Linked DNA regions of Homo sapiens: region 1 is linked to region 2. Evidence: chromatin contacts called from ENCODE Hi-C data. All regions are on one chromosome and are shown on one strand. Each heading gives the region's core, a stretch centred on a gene start or an enhancer-like site at or near the end of the contact. The rest is flanking DNA. Distances are from core to core; before and after follow the strand shown.

Region 1 (7,049 bases), core at 3,402-5,901, 3.2 Mb after region 2:
TAGAAAGGGCAGCATCATATCTTTGTACGTGGACAAGCCCTGCTTTTCATGGCCAGATGGCATTGAATGGGAGTGGGTCTTGACTTTTCTTTTATTAAAGGGATGCATGTTTGTGTGCACTGGGGGAGGAAGTGGCCATATGATAGCTACAAATAATAATATTTAATAGTTACTGAATCCTTAATAGGTGACAGGAGCTATTCTAAGCCCTTCACAGGGATAAACTCATTTAATCTGTACAGCAACCCTACAGACTAGATGCTAGTAGAGTCCCCATGTTATGGATAAAAACACTAAAAAGTTGGCTGGGCATGGTGACTCATGCCTGTAATCCCAGCACTTTGGGAGGCTGAGGCGGGCAGATCACCTGAGGTCGGGAGTTTGAGACCATCCTGACCAACATGGAGAAACCCTATCTCTACTAAAAATACAAAATTAGCCGGACATGGTGGTGCATGCCTGTAATCCCAGCTACTCGGGAGGCTGAGGCAGGAGAATCATTTGAACCCGGGAGGCAGAAGTTGCAGTGAGCAGAGATCGCGCTATTGCACTCCAGCCTGAGCAACAAGAGCAAAACTCCATCTCAAAAAGAAAAAAAAAGAAAGAAAAAAGAAACAGCAACACTAAAAAGTTAGAAGGTTTTAATATTCCCAGGTCTCATAGCTAGAATAGGGCAGAGCTGAGGTTTGTGGCTCCAGAAACAGTGTTCTGAACTCCCACACCACAGCGGCCATGTAGCTTTGGGCATCTGGAGGAAGTACCGCCTGTAACCACTATGACATTCCACAAATAAACAATCCTTGGGTCTAGCACAGGGAAACACGGGTCCCAGGGGAAACACCAAGAAGAGCACACAGTGATCGGAAATCATGGAAAGGGGGCCATTCGGGAAGAGGCTCGCCATCCTATCTTGAGCTGGTGATTGACAAATCCCATAGGAACTATGTCACCTGTGGGTTCCTGGGACAAAACACTTCTGTACGGGGAAAGAAGACAAAGGCTCTTTTGTAGAATACAATGGTTAATAATTCTTGAGTGCTTCCTGTGTGTCAGGGCTACTCTTAGCCCTTTAGGTGCATTCAACCTTCACAGCATACCATGAGGCAGGGGCAGTTAGTGGCTCTATTAGCTGAGGCACAGAACTTTGCAGAGCAAGAGCCCAGCATTACAGCTGGGTAACAGCTGATGCTGAGACCCACGGTTTGGGTCAAGCAGTGTAATCCCTCATCCTAATGTAAAGAAGAGCCTCAGAGTAGAGCAGGGTTGACAGAGGCCACGGCTCTGAGGAGTGAGTAGGTCTGCAGGTCTGTGAAGACTGGACACCACACCTCACCCGGGAAGCAGAGAGGGTAGGGTTTATTCATTCATCCAAGCTGAGCACCTAATGCATTCCAGGCACTGGGTATACAACAGCAAACAGGCAAAGACTCCTGCCCTCACAGGGCTTCCAGCTGGAGAGGAAAAGGTGATAAAGGGAAGAGAGATCCGGCATATCTGTGAGAACCAATCTAGCATGGTGGAGCCCTTCCCTCAAGCCTGCACTGGCTACACAACTGCGGGCAGGTGGGGGCCCCGTGGAGAGCCAGCTGACACATAAAAATGGCCTTTTGCATTTCTGCTGACATGTCGTCTGTATCTGATGGAGCAACGTCTTCATTATGAAATTAGATGAAAATCCCGATGCACAGGCTAATAGCATCCCACGCTCTTCCTCAGGGGCTGAGCAGCAGAAACTGCAAGAGCAAGGAGCAGAGCCAGAGCCTGCCCCCACCCCATCCAATTCCATTTTCATACCCACCTGTCATCTCCCCACAAACGTCATTAGTTCACAGAGGGGAAGGAGTCTCATTGCATTATCAGCCACCACAACAAAGGAGCTTTTTGTACTGAGGCCGCGGTTGAATTATGGAATAACTAGATACATTTGATACAAGAGGCTCCCTGATGGGACAGGGCTCCCTGGGGCCCAGGTTCCTTATCTCCAGTGCAAGTGTGAGCAGACTTTCTGCTTAGGAAGGCTGCACATGGTGGCCACTGAAGACCAGAGAGGTGTAGTTGATGAGACAGCAAGGTACGAGAAAGTGGGGTACGTCACTCTGATTTCTGCCTTGGAAGGCTCTTGGGTTCATTCTTTTCCACCCAGGGAGAAAGAAAGTGGATTAATACCTGGAAGATTAAGCACCTGACTCCCTGCCTTTCCTTCAATCTCCTAGTTTTCCCAAGAGACCCCTCTCTTCCCCACCAGCCCTGCCAACCAGTACAGTTTCAACCTTGCCGTTCTCTGAGGGCAAGCCAGGCACAAGCAAGGCTCAGTGAAGCCAGTGCCTGAGTTTGATTTAATCCTGTCCAGTTCACTCTGTCCTGGTTAAATGCTTTCTAGCCATCCTTCCCTGCCATGCATCTGTTTGTAATGGTTCACGCCATGAAAACCACCAGCTTCTATTTAATAAAACCAAGCCCCCACACTCCCACTGGCAATGGAAGGGCCTTGGACCTCCTGGCTGTCTCTAATTCCTGTGGCTTCATCCTCCTCAATGAAATTCTCTGCCCAGGCAGGCTGTGGAGGAGACTGCCTTGGCTTGGGAGCCTCTTCCCCGTTCCCCACCTGGGGATGCAATGGTTTTGCTGGGGCAGCAGTTCATTATCCAGTCCTGAGTTGAGTCACTTTTGCTCATATTTGCACTCTACCTCTAAAAAGATCCCTTCTAACTGGGTCTGAGGCACGCCTCTTGTGTTTATAGAGTAAACTGTCCATTTGGTGGCTGCTGTCTTGCTAACTCGGCAGGGATTGCTGTTTGCTTGTGTCTCCTTCTGTTTCCCAGGTGCAGGGCTACACTAGAGATTCAGGTGAGATCCCTGCAGAGGCCAGGGAGCTTGAGGGAGCTTTCCTACAAAGCTCTGACCATTACCCTGGTAAGATGACAGAGCCAAGCTTTGCTAACGATGTTTCTGTGCTTTTTAGCAGGGAGGAAGGGACGCTGTGTCTCCATACATCCCTGAGGAAGGGCTTGCTGGTCTTTATCTGTCCCGCTGGGATGATACTAAGACCTCTCATTGATAGAGTGCCTACTGTGCGTTAGGCACTGTTCTGTGCATTGTCTCATTTAATCCTCATAGTAGCTCCGCAAGCGAGCACTACCATTCTCATTTTACACCTTGTCTAAGGTCAAATAGGCAGCTGGTAAAACCCCCATCAGTATAGCTCTAAAGCCCCTGATGAATAAGTTCTGGAGAAGTAACGTACAGCATGATGACTACAGTTGATAACAATGTATTGTACACTTGAAATGTTCTAACAGATTAGATTGTAAGTATTTTTGTCACACACACCAAAAAGAGGTAACTATGTGATGTGATGGATATGTTAATTAGCTTAATTGTGGCAATCACTTCACAATGCATACTTACATCAAAACATCATGTTGTACACCTTGAATATATACAGTTTTATTTGTCAATTATATCTCAATAAAGCTGAAGAAAATGAAAAGACTGAGTGCCTGGGAACAAAAACAAAAACAAAACAGGAAATTCAGTGAATCCTGATTTCTAACACAATGAAACCCAAACTGTCTAGCGAGCCTTGTGGGCTTCTTTCTGGCTTCTTCTCCTGCCATTCTTCAGGCACAAGTCACTTTTCACTGTGTCTTACCAAACAGGCCAAGATGCCTTAAACCTCAGCTTCTTTGTTCTTTCTGTTGTGTGCTACAAATTATCTGATTCCGCTCTCCAATTGGTAACTTCCTACCAATTCTAAAAAAACTACAGATCCATCTCTTCTGCTAAGTGTTCCCAAATCCTTTGATCCTTAGATGGACTCATCTTCAAAATTTCAGACTTGTTAGATGCCACTCTCTTTGCTCCCATCGCACTGTAGGTAATGTGTATACACATCTATCTTCCCCATTAAGTTATGAGCCACCAGAATGCAAGCACAGGACCTCCTACTGCACTGTTGTCCTTGTATCTAGTTCAGTATTTGCTATATTGTGGTGGCTTATCAGATGATTATGATAGCACTGTTCTAGGCACTTTATATGAAGAAGGTACTATTATTGTCATCTTCAGTTTACAGATGAGAAAACCAAGGCAAGAAGAGAGTAACTTGCCACATTAATCCCTTTAGTAAGTGAAGGAGCCATGATTGAAATCTCAGCTTCTGGCTTCAGTGCCTATACTTTGAGTTGCTACTCAAAACTGCTTTCCAGTAAAATATTTGGTTAAAGAATATTTTACGAGGCCAAGCTGGGTGGATAACCTGAAATTAGGACTTCGAGACCAGCCTGATTAATATGGTGAAACCCTGTCTCTACTAAAAATACAAAACTTAGCCAAGCATGGTGGCGTGCGCCTGTGGTTTCAGCTACTCGGGAGGCTGAGGCAGGAGAATCGCTTGAACCCGGGAGGTGGAGGTTGCAGTGAGCTGAGATTGCACCACTACACTCCAGCCTCGGCGACAGAGTGAGACTCGATCTCAAAAAAACAAAAAAAGAATGAATGAGACCATGGATACCACCCGGCCTGTTTTGGAGAGGGCATTTCACACTGCGGAGAAATGCGTCGTTCATTCCCCTCCAGCTCATGACTCATTTTGACCCATCTGCCAGCCCGGATCTCCTGCCTTAGGAAGTGAGCTTGGCACAGGTGAGGGCTGTTCTCCTTTCGGTTCAGCCCCAGGTTTGGTTCCTTCAGGTCAAAGGTCACTGCAGCATCCCGAGACAGGTCTCTTGTGGTACCTGCCTTCCCACTCTTTCTCCCTCCTCCTTCCACTTCCTTGTCGCAGATGTAAAATCCTCACAGCCATCTCTGACGCTGCTAACCACAGGCATTCAGGAACAGTCTTGCTCCAAATCCTGCCTCCTATTTTCATATTTCCTGTGGCGTCTTATAGAAATAGCAGAACAATTGCTCATCCACAGGGGGTAAAGGGAGCAGGATTTTATATAATTAAATTTTAAAGTGACAAGTTTTTCCAGCCTGTGGGGTAGGTAGAGGGAAGGGGAGATGAGATGAAGACCTCCTGCATTTAAAGAGGAGCCTGGTCTCGGCATCGGCGACATAGAATCTAGCTTTATTCCTCTTTATTTTTTTTTTTTTTATTTTACCAGTGACAAGGACCGTGGACATAATTTGTACCTTCGGTGCAGCCTCTCTTTTCATTGAGCTGCAGCAGCATTGAGTGCTAAATGAGTCCCTTGTCAAAGGCTGCTTGGAGTCACCCACTTCCAAAGGGAGCGTCCGGATTTTAGGAAGTGTTGGTAATTTATTTCCATCTCCTGCACCAGTGCAAGAGAAAATAAAATGATGGTTCATCTCCCAAAAGGAACATTCTTAACATGATAAGGGACAGAGATCAGAAACATCTGTCTGTAGCAAGCAGGCCTGGAGTTTCCCCATAAACACAGGTTTCCATGCAAACCAAACAAAGGAGCATAAGATACAGGCCAGGCAGATTCCACTTCAGCTCCCAGATTGAAGTAAGTCTCACAGCCTCCTTCCTTTTAAGGTAGGGGACCAGAGGGCCAGCCTGGGCTCTGATGGCCACACCCCAGCCCATACCCCCAGCCAGGCTGGCCTCACACATCACGCCTGAGTGCACAGCACACACCACTCTCCAGCCATTTGTTCCTTTGATGTGTGCTAAGCAAAACATAATTACCCACTTTGTCATATTGCATGTGACTTTGACGGCCCAGTGTGTGGGCCTTTAAAAAAAAATACATTAGAAGGTCCTCAAGGGAAAACAGTGCTCCTTTTAGGGTTTGTTTCAGGACTTCCACAAGGTTCTAAACAACAGACTCAGTGGAGCCTGTTTGCCTAGTAAGGAGTAGGGACTTTGTCCTCACCGCCTGTCACTTACAAATAGAGAGAAAGGAGAGAATACGAACAACAGAGTGGGAAGTGCAAAGAGAGGCACATCTGAGGTTTTCATGAAGAAACTGGGGGAAGGAAAGTACAGGAACCCAAGAGGCATGGAGCACTGTAGCGCCCCTCTTTTGCATGAGGGATCAGTAGCATCCCTCTTTTGCATGATAAATTGTTTCCAAAACCAAAGATGGATGTCTCTGCAGGAACCCTCTCCCTCCACCTTCAGAAACTTCCTACTTAGGCATGCATTTAGCTCCTTTCCCAAATCCCTTGTATTCAAAGTCTCATTTCTCTTGTTCACAGAGACTCCTCCTTCTCAGCCCACCCAAAGCTCATCTCTCCAGCAGTGCACTCCTCCCTGACCCAATTCTCTGCTCCAAAGGAAGGCACCTGGCTACTTTAAGATAGCAGAAATATGCACAGCACACACAGGCCCTCTCTCTCCCTCTCTCTCTCTCTCTCTGTCTCTCTCTCTCTCTCTCTCTGTCTCTCTCTCTCTCTCACACACACACACACATATCCACCTCACCCCTGACCCTCAGAGACTTCCCCTCTTTGTAGAGACACACACCATACCCCCTGGAAACAGAGCTTTCTAAACACATTCTGAATCTACAAATGCTGCTAGGGCTCAGGCTGTGAGGTTCCTTAAATGTGAAGTCTGCTCATGACTGCAATTAATTGGCATTGCTGTGCTAATGGTAAGGCAGCCTCCTGTAATAACCACCAGCAGCCTGCTGAGTGCAGGGGGAGACAGTGGTAGGAGCTGAGCCCTGTGCGTTGTTTACAGTAGAGGAGACGAGGAAACTCATGAGCGCTCTCCTTTTTTGTAAGGCAAAGTTTCACAATTGGTTGGTATTAGCAATTTTCAATCATCTTTTATTAGTGCTAGATTGATTTTCTGGGTTTTTTTTCTAATGTATGAAAGCAGAATTCTCTGAACAACTTTCATCCCTGGTCAGCTGATTAAAAATAGCACCACTACCCAGTTGCTTATCAAGAAGCTCAGAACGAGCTCCTCGTGAAAAGCTCTTTGGATGGGAACAGATACTGTGTGCTGCTGATGGTGCCACCCGGACGCATGCTAAGTGAGATGGTTATCTCTGGGATGAGGTTGACTTGAGGATCCCCTACTCATTGTCTGTGTCTCTGGCAGAACCACTTTTGACAGTGGGATGGCA
Region 2 (6,991 bases), core at 2,141-4,640:
GATAATTTTACCTCGAAGTGATGTTGTAATAAAGATGGTGGTAAAAGCATTTTGCAAGACCAAAAAAAGAAACACCTACTAAACAGGCATGCTGTCTATATCTGGTGTTTGTTAGAATTTCTGAGGAAACCCTCTGGTCTAAGATTCTAGAGAGTCTACAGAGGTTGATAACTGGGATTGGCTTTTAAGATCTTTTCTGGAATGGCTGTTCCCTTTACCTCATTATTACTTTAAACAACTTTGGCAGGAGATATCAGTAATGCCAATAACAATAATGATGATGATGATGATGGTTACTGAGTAGTTACTGATGAGCCCAGCACTGTGCTAAACACTTGAAGGACCTTTTTTTTTTTTTTTTTTTGACAGAGTCTTGCTCTGTCACCAGGCTGGAGTGCAGTGGTGTAATCTCAGCTCACAGCAACCTCCGCCTCCCAGGTTCAAGCAATTCTCCTGCCTCAGCCTTCCGTGTAGCTTGGACTACAGGCACGCACCACCACGCCCAGCTAATTTTTGTATTTTTAGTAGAGACGGGGTTTCACCATGTTGGCCGGAATGGTCTCAATCTCTTGACCTCGTCATCCGCCAGCCTCAGCCTCCCAAAGTGCTGGGATGACAGGGGTGAGCTACCGCACCCGGCCCTTGAAGGCATTTTAGCACTTGACTTCCACCACAGCCCCAAGGAATCCATCTATCATGACTCGCACGCACCCAGTGAGAAGAACCAAGACATACGAAACTCAAGTGACTTGCCAAAAGTTGTGCAGCTAGCAGGTTCTGTCTGATACCAAAGACTTTACTCACTGCATATGTGAAATATTTTGAGATTTTCAGAATAAGAGCTCAGGGTTGCTAAGTGATTAAACATATACAATTAATTATTCCTGCCCTGGAAGACAAGAGTGTTACCATTAGCAGAAGTTTATTTTTGCAATTCCTCTGGCCTTCTGGTGTTCCCACATGCCTCCACCCCTTTTCCTAACGTATTGCTTGCCTGTTGTTTAAAGAAAACAAAAATTTATTCTCAAACTTGTCCAAATAGAAATGAATTGCATTAAAAATAGTGAAAGCCATGGTGAAGGACTGAAAAAGTTGAGGAGTCAATGACATTTGCAGAGCCCCTGCTGTGCAACTTCCATGGGACTACCAGGACCGAGGCTATATTTTATTAATAAGATCTCAATTTGTAAGGGTCATTTTATTATCTCCGTATCCCCCATCCCACCTCATTTAGTTGGATGATCTAGAGAGAAAACAGCATTTCTACCTTCTTGCAATGGAAACAATAGGCTTTGCTTGTGCCACTTTTATTTTCCCACTGGGGAATCTGAGAGATGACCTGATTGAATTCCACCCGTAAAGGTCATGCTTTGAATTCAAGGCAGAGGAAAAAAAATGAAGAAAACATTTTGCAATGATACCCCACGAGTCCTGAGCATGCTGGGGCCTCTCCTGGTTGCATTGTGGTCTGCTGATAAGGATAACATTAATGACAAGTGGAACATTTCCAGGACAAAGGAAATTCCCTGTTGTATTGTTTAAAGGAAGCCACCATCCACTAAGGAGAGCAAGGTTTGTGATGTAGGCACAGATTTCCCTGCAGGAGAGGCAGGGAGAGCTGCCAAGCTGCCTGTGAGTATGCCTGTCCTTAATTTCATCTGGGGAAGCATTTGCATGGTTAGAAGTCAATAAGGGGTCATGGCAGTTTATGGCATTGGTAGGGTTAGGAGCCAGACTGTTAGAAATGGAGGCACATTGGCTGGGGGAGTAAAAAGCCTGATTCATACAATGCAGCCCATTTAGGAATCATAGCAAAAGCACCAGGAGATTTAGAGAAGTTGATCTGGTTTTGAGTTTAAATTCTGGACCTCCTTCTCTCCCCACCCCCTCCAAGCCAAAATGTCAGAAAAGGGCCTGGTTTCCCTTTATGGAGTGCAAAATAAACAGATCCTCAGCAGCAGGAGAGGGGCCCAGTTCCCCAGCCCATAATGCCAGAGCTGGGGGTGGGGGTGCTGTGGGGAAAAGCAGTTATTCTTCTGTCTGGTTAGTATTTGGCATTGACTTTCATTTTCTCCAACCTCTGTTTTCTAGAAGCCTGCCTGTACGGGAAGTACAGGAATAAAGAGAAGCTGATCGTGGGGGTTTTCTTGCCAGACTTCAAAGGAGGTGGATTTTTGATTTTTGATAGTTTGGAGAGCTAGTTCCAAAAGTAAAAGCTGCTTTGGGGACTTGAACCTAGACACTGGGATCTTAGCCGTGTGCCCATCAGAGCCGCTGCTCTGCTCCTGATGGAATGGAGTGCTCTGGGCTTCCCACTCTCCTCTCCCAGTCCAGGAGGGCTGGAGCTCTGGGCATCTCAGGGTCAGCTGCGGTGAGCCTGGCCACAGGGCTCTGCATTCCTTCTGGGCTTTGCTTGGTTTGAGTGGGTGTGACCGCCAGTTTACTCTGGAGAAAACTGAGACAAAGAGTCTAAATTGGGCAGGATCTTGAATCTAATGACTTGTTTACAGACCCTGTACTTTTTCCAGTGCAGGGAGGAGGAAGAAGGCAGGGCATGCTCGTCACTGTGGGCATGGGCACATTGCTGTTTTCATCCTAAGGAGGTAGGACAGCTTCAGAAAGCAGCAGGGCATCTGCCTGGCAGCCAGCAGGCAAAGTGGCATGCTGTGTAATTTTCCAAGGTAGGGAGGAAGCAGTGGCGGCTTCTGCTTGGTCCTACCGGCTTGGCTTCCGGGGCACACGCTGCTCTGGGGAGAATGCCTGACCCTGCCACATGAAAGGCCTTGCTTCCTCCCACTTCAGCTTCAAGCGATGGGGAGATTACCCTCCTCACCCCTGCTCCAAGTGCATCACAACCCAGAGCACCCAGCCAAGAATGCACACCTGTGATGGGGCTAAGGAGGCCTCACTGGACCTGTGTAAGGAGAGAGGAGATTCCCAGGAGGACCTCACTAATAGAAAAGCACACGCATGATGGTTTTGCTATCGTGTGACATTTATTTCATACTTGCTACCTGTAAGAAATTCCTTGAAAACGAAATAGTATATGGCAAGATTTAAGGACTTGCTCTTCCAGATTCTGGAGGTCCTTCTGGAGCCCAGGGATGCTGTTTCTAAGGCATGTAGGTGCTGAGGGTCTACCCCAAAGGGCAGTTTGGGACTGCAGGGCAGGCAGGAAGTGCCTTTGTTTGTGTGCATGCCAGGCGGTTTATAAACATCCCCTTTACTTCCCTTGCCAACCCAGGAGTATATATTGCAATTACCACATTCTGATGAGGAAACTGAGGCTCAGAGAAGTTAAATCATTCACTCCAGGCCATACATCTGCTAAATGTGTCATGCTACATCCACTTTGCACCTAGTTTGAACAGGTTTACAAAGCAAGTCAGTAACCCCTGCATGCCTGGGTGCCTGAAGTTGAAAAGGGGTGGCTCTAAGATGTGGTCTACTACCTCTCCTGGACTGTTGCAGTTGGGTGTGGCTGATTTGAAATTGTGCTTCAAAAGAATGAGTTCTAGTCCCTGAATAGAGGAGCTCACACCACAGTGCACTGTAGATCTTTGTGATCCAGAAGTCCTCCAGATGTTCCCAAAAGGATCTCTAAGGTGTTGCTGGGGATGTTGTGTGTATAGGGAGTGTTCCCTTGGGGGCCTCTGAGCCCTCCTGGCAGAGAAGCCTCATAGATAATGGCATCCCCAGAAAACTCTACACTTGGAATGGGACCCAAATTAAATACAGCACCAGCAAGACTAACTGAGCCACTACCTGGAATATGTCAAGATACAGCAACTAACACTTACTTTATGTTTGTCATTTGCAAACCCTATCATGTCCGTTAATCCATTCAAATGCTGAGAGGTAGGCAGGGCAGCTATTATGATTCAAAAAAGAGGCCACATCTTTGTGGATTTGGGTTCTAATCCCAGCTCCTGCCGTCACTAGATGTGTGTGGTCTGAGCAAATCCTTCCACTTCTCCTAACCTTAGTTTCCTCATCTGCAACATGAGAAACTTGCTTTCCAAAGTGCCTCAAGCTATGGGAGTGGGGATACGGGAATGAGTCTCCCCAACATTCAGAGGCTCCCCCAGAGCTGGCAGCCCAAGGCACACCACTAAGTGCCACTGCCTTCTCCTCCCCTCTGCTGGCCGGATACTGACCAATGGAGAAACCAGGACTGGGGCGGGAAGGAGTAGGTGGTAAGATTCTTTTTCACTTGTTTCCTGCACCTGGAGACAACAGCAAGACCATTATTTGGATGAGTTATTGTTTAGAGTTTTGTTTGTTTTGGTTTGGGTTTTTTTAGCTTTATGAAAAGAAATGCCTATTTTTCAAATTTCAATTGTTCCTTTCTACTGCCTGTCCAAGCTCACTACTTTTCAAGAGGCCAATCCCTGGGTAAATCTTAGTGAATAGCAGTCGACTGTGTTATTTATCTGTGCCCCATGCTGGAGGTGCAGACTCGGTGAGACCAGCAGAGCAGCTGAGGTTAGACTCAGTGGAAAATCCAGAAGTGCAGATGTGGATCCAAATTGGGCTGAAAAAATCTCATGAGATCAGGCTTTCTTGGACTTCCTGCTTTTAGCCTAAGCACTATGTTCAACATAAACGAACTTTCGGTATTTTGAAACTTCCGTTTCTGATCTCAGAACCTGGAAGTAAAGAGCTGTTGTGAACATTTCCACAAATTTTGTCATGGTTATTCTGGAGGCAGAGTTGAACCCTGTAATTACGGAGCTTTGGGACTCACTACACCCACAGTGGCCTGCCTGGATTGCAGTATGGGAGAGGGGAAGGCATTTTGGTGGAGAGTCCAGGCTTTGGAGACAGGCAGGACCCTGTTCAAATTCTAGCTCTGCCATTTCCGGCCATGTGACTGGACCTGTCAGAGTCTCAGTTTCCTCATCAGTTAGATTAAAAAAAAAAAAAACAGTTCGTAATGTTGTGAGGACAAAATGGTCTGCGTGTGTGTGTACTCTTTCTCCCCTTTTCCCGTGTGTGTGTGTGTGTGTGTGTGTGTGTGTGTGTGTGTGTAAAATCTGTAATATTTATTTACTTATAGCTTGAATAAGTTCCCCTGGGAGTCTCAGGCTGCCTGCCTCTGATAGATGTGACATTGTGAAGTTGCTGAAATCCACCTAATTAGCTGTCAAAGAGTGCATTATACAAAGACAGCGAGGGCTCTGCATTCAGTCTAAGCTCTAAGGACTGGCACGATCTCTGGTGGACTTGAAGGGCAACGGAGACTTACTGCAAATTTTGGGAGCTGAATTACATTCATCCCGTCTACTCATGTTTCTGGGGCCTCATTTGCTTTCCTGGGACAAGCAAGGGCAAGGCGCTGGGCAGGTCAGTGCTGTGAGAAAGCAAGGTGCTCCAGCAGCATGGAGTCACCGGCTGAAATGGACAAGAGCTATGCAGGGCAAGGAAAAAGGGAGGAGAGGGAGTCAGGGCCATGGGAGACAAGGGACATGGAAAACCCACCCAAGGCTGCTGAGAAACAGGACTAAGTTAGTAAGCCCATCCTGCAGGTGCTACTACTTCTTCTCTGTTTCTTGGCTTACTTTTTTTTAAAACTCATTACGTGCATCGTTTAAGTTCTTTAAAATAATGATTGCAGAAGTGTCACTTCATCCTTGTATAAAATTTAAAACGTATAGAAAATTTCAAAATAAGAATGTAAAAGCACGCATAGTCTCACAATACAGAAAGCAGCCGATTCATATTTTGGTGCCCTTCCTTCCGGTCTTTATAATGCAAATATATAGACATATATGTATTATTTTATCTAGCCAGAATCATATTGCTTTGTAACCTCCTTTTATTCTCTTTATATTAAATTACGGCCATGTTCCTGTATCATTAAATATTACACTATATCACTACTTCTGATGGAAGTACAGCAAACCACTAAACACGGAAGTCAAGTCCTGGGCTCTGGAATAGTATATATTATTTTAGTTATGCCCAGCTTCTGGACCTGGGATGGCATTTTGTAACAGACGCAGCCTTATCTCTTTTGTATTTTCATAAAATCTTCAGTATAGGCTCTAAAAAGGAGCCCACGTGAAATGCTGAAAAGACGATGTTTAAAAAGTCACAAAGTCCCCCTAGAGTCATAAAACCAGAAACACTGGGGGGTGGGGAGGCCAAGCCGGGCCTTCGCTCACCTCCTTGTGCCTCTTAATGCAGCCCAGATGGAAGCCCGTCCAAGACCGGATTGCAGGCAAGCCCAGGGCCCGATCTGATAGCACAAAGACACCCACAACTCTGAATTTCCTGCTACCAGGAGGCCTCTTTTTGCATAGGCTGTCTGATTTACACATACGTGGAAAGCAGCCACTAATAATAGAAGGGTTGCCTCTTTTCTTCCGTTGTCAGACTCCGCGGGCCCTGCTCAGTGACTCCCGCGTCTCCAAGCAGCTGCCTGCCTCTCTTTCTGCCCCTCACAGCAACAGGGTCAGCCGGGCTCCTTGTAAGAAAGAGGCCAGGCCCTCTGCGCCTTCTCTGTGTGTGGCGGAGGTGGGGAAGGTGCTTTCTGAGGGCTCTTTGTCTGGCGAGCAAGCCGGACCTCTGTGCAACAGAAGCCGCCTCTGGCCACCCCCGGCCCTTCCCCCTCCACCCAGTCAAGTTCTGCACAGCCAGTGTTTTCTCCTCCAGCCCCAGCTAACCTGAGCTCTCTCAACTAATCCAGAGAAGCTTCTGGAGAATCTGTCCTTGCCAACTAGGGGCTGGCAAGTTCGTGAGAGAGAATTAATTCTCTGTGAGCCCCTTAAGACTAGTAACTATGTGGAGCTCACCCCTGTAGGATGCACCACAGACAGCTGGAATGGTCAAGCCCTTCAGGGATGCCTTCTTCTGCTGCCTTGATTCACATGGTGCCATCCACTCAATCATTCATTCATTCCGCCAGCCTGTACTTGGCACCTCCTATTCTCAGCACGGTGTAGAATATAGGGATGGAAGAATGGAGGCGAAGACAGACGAGGTCCCT

The links. Hi-C counts contacts between places; a loop is a spot of excess contacts on that map. Pooled maps may share reads with other maps.
Region 1: a map with no recorded cell type shows a loop between it and region 2 (7-fold over the local background). The contact joins two enhancer-like sites. A Hi-C loop is called at or near these places in 2 of 37 single-sample maps with no recorded cell type and 1 of 50 pooled maps.

What each region holds. Positions count from the first base shown.
Region 1 is chr11:131,883,825-131,890,873 of GRCh38, forward strand. The region is part of intron 1 of NTM (neurotrimin); the gene reads left to right. The region is part of intron 1 of NTM-AS3 (NTM antisense RNA 3); the gene reads right to left. Among named protein-coding and RNA genes, the nearest start is that of NTM-AS3, 10 kb to the right of the region's middle. RefSeq lists an enhancer at 5,029-5,922. Within about 2 kb of position 4,652, at least 7 of the 41 ENCODE cell types and tissues checked have a DNase peak (open chromatin) inside an H3K27ac peak, as active enhancers do.
Region 2 is chr11:128,714,366-128,721,356 of GRCh38, forward strand. The region is part of intron 1 of FLI1 (Fli-1 proto-oncogene, ETS transcription factor); the gene reads left to right. Among named protein-coding and RNA genes, the nearest start is that of SENCR, 22 kb to the left of the region's middle. RefSeq lists enhancers at 1,242-1,767, 1,707-1,866, 2,807-2,906, 3,575-4,094, 4,613-4,822. Within about 2 kb of position 3,391, at least 13 of the 41 ENCODE cell types and tissues checked have a DNase peak (open chromatin) inside an H3K27ac peak, as active enhancers do.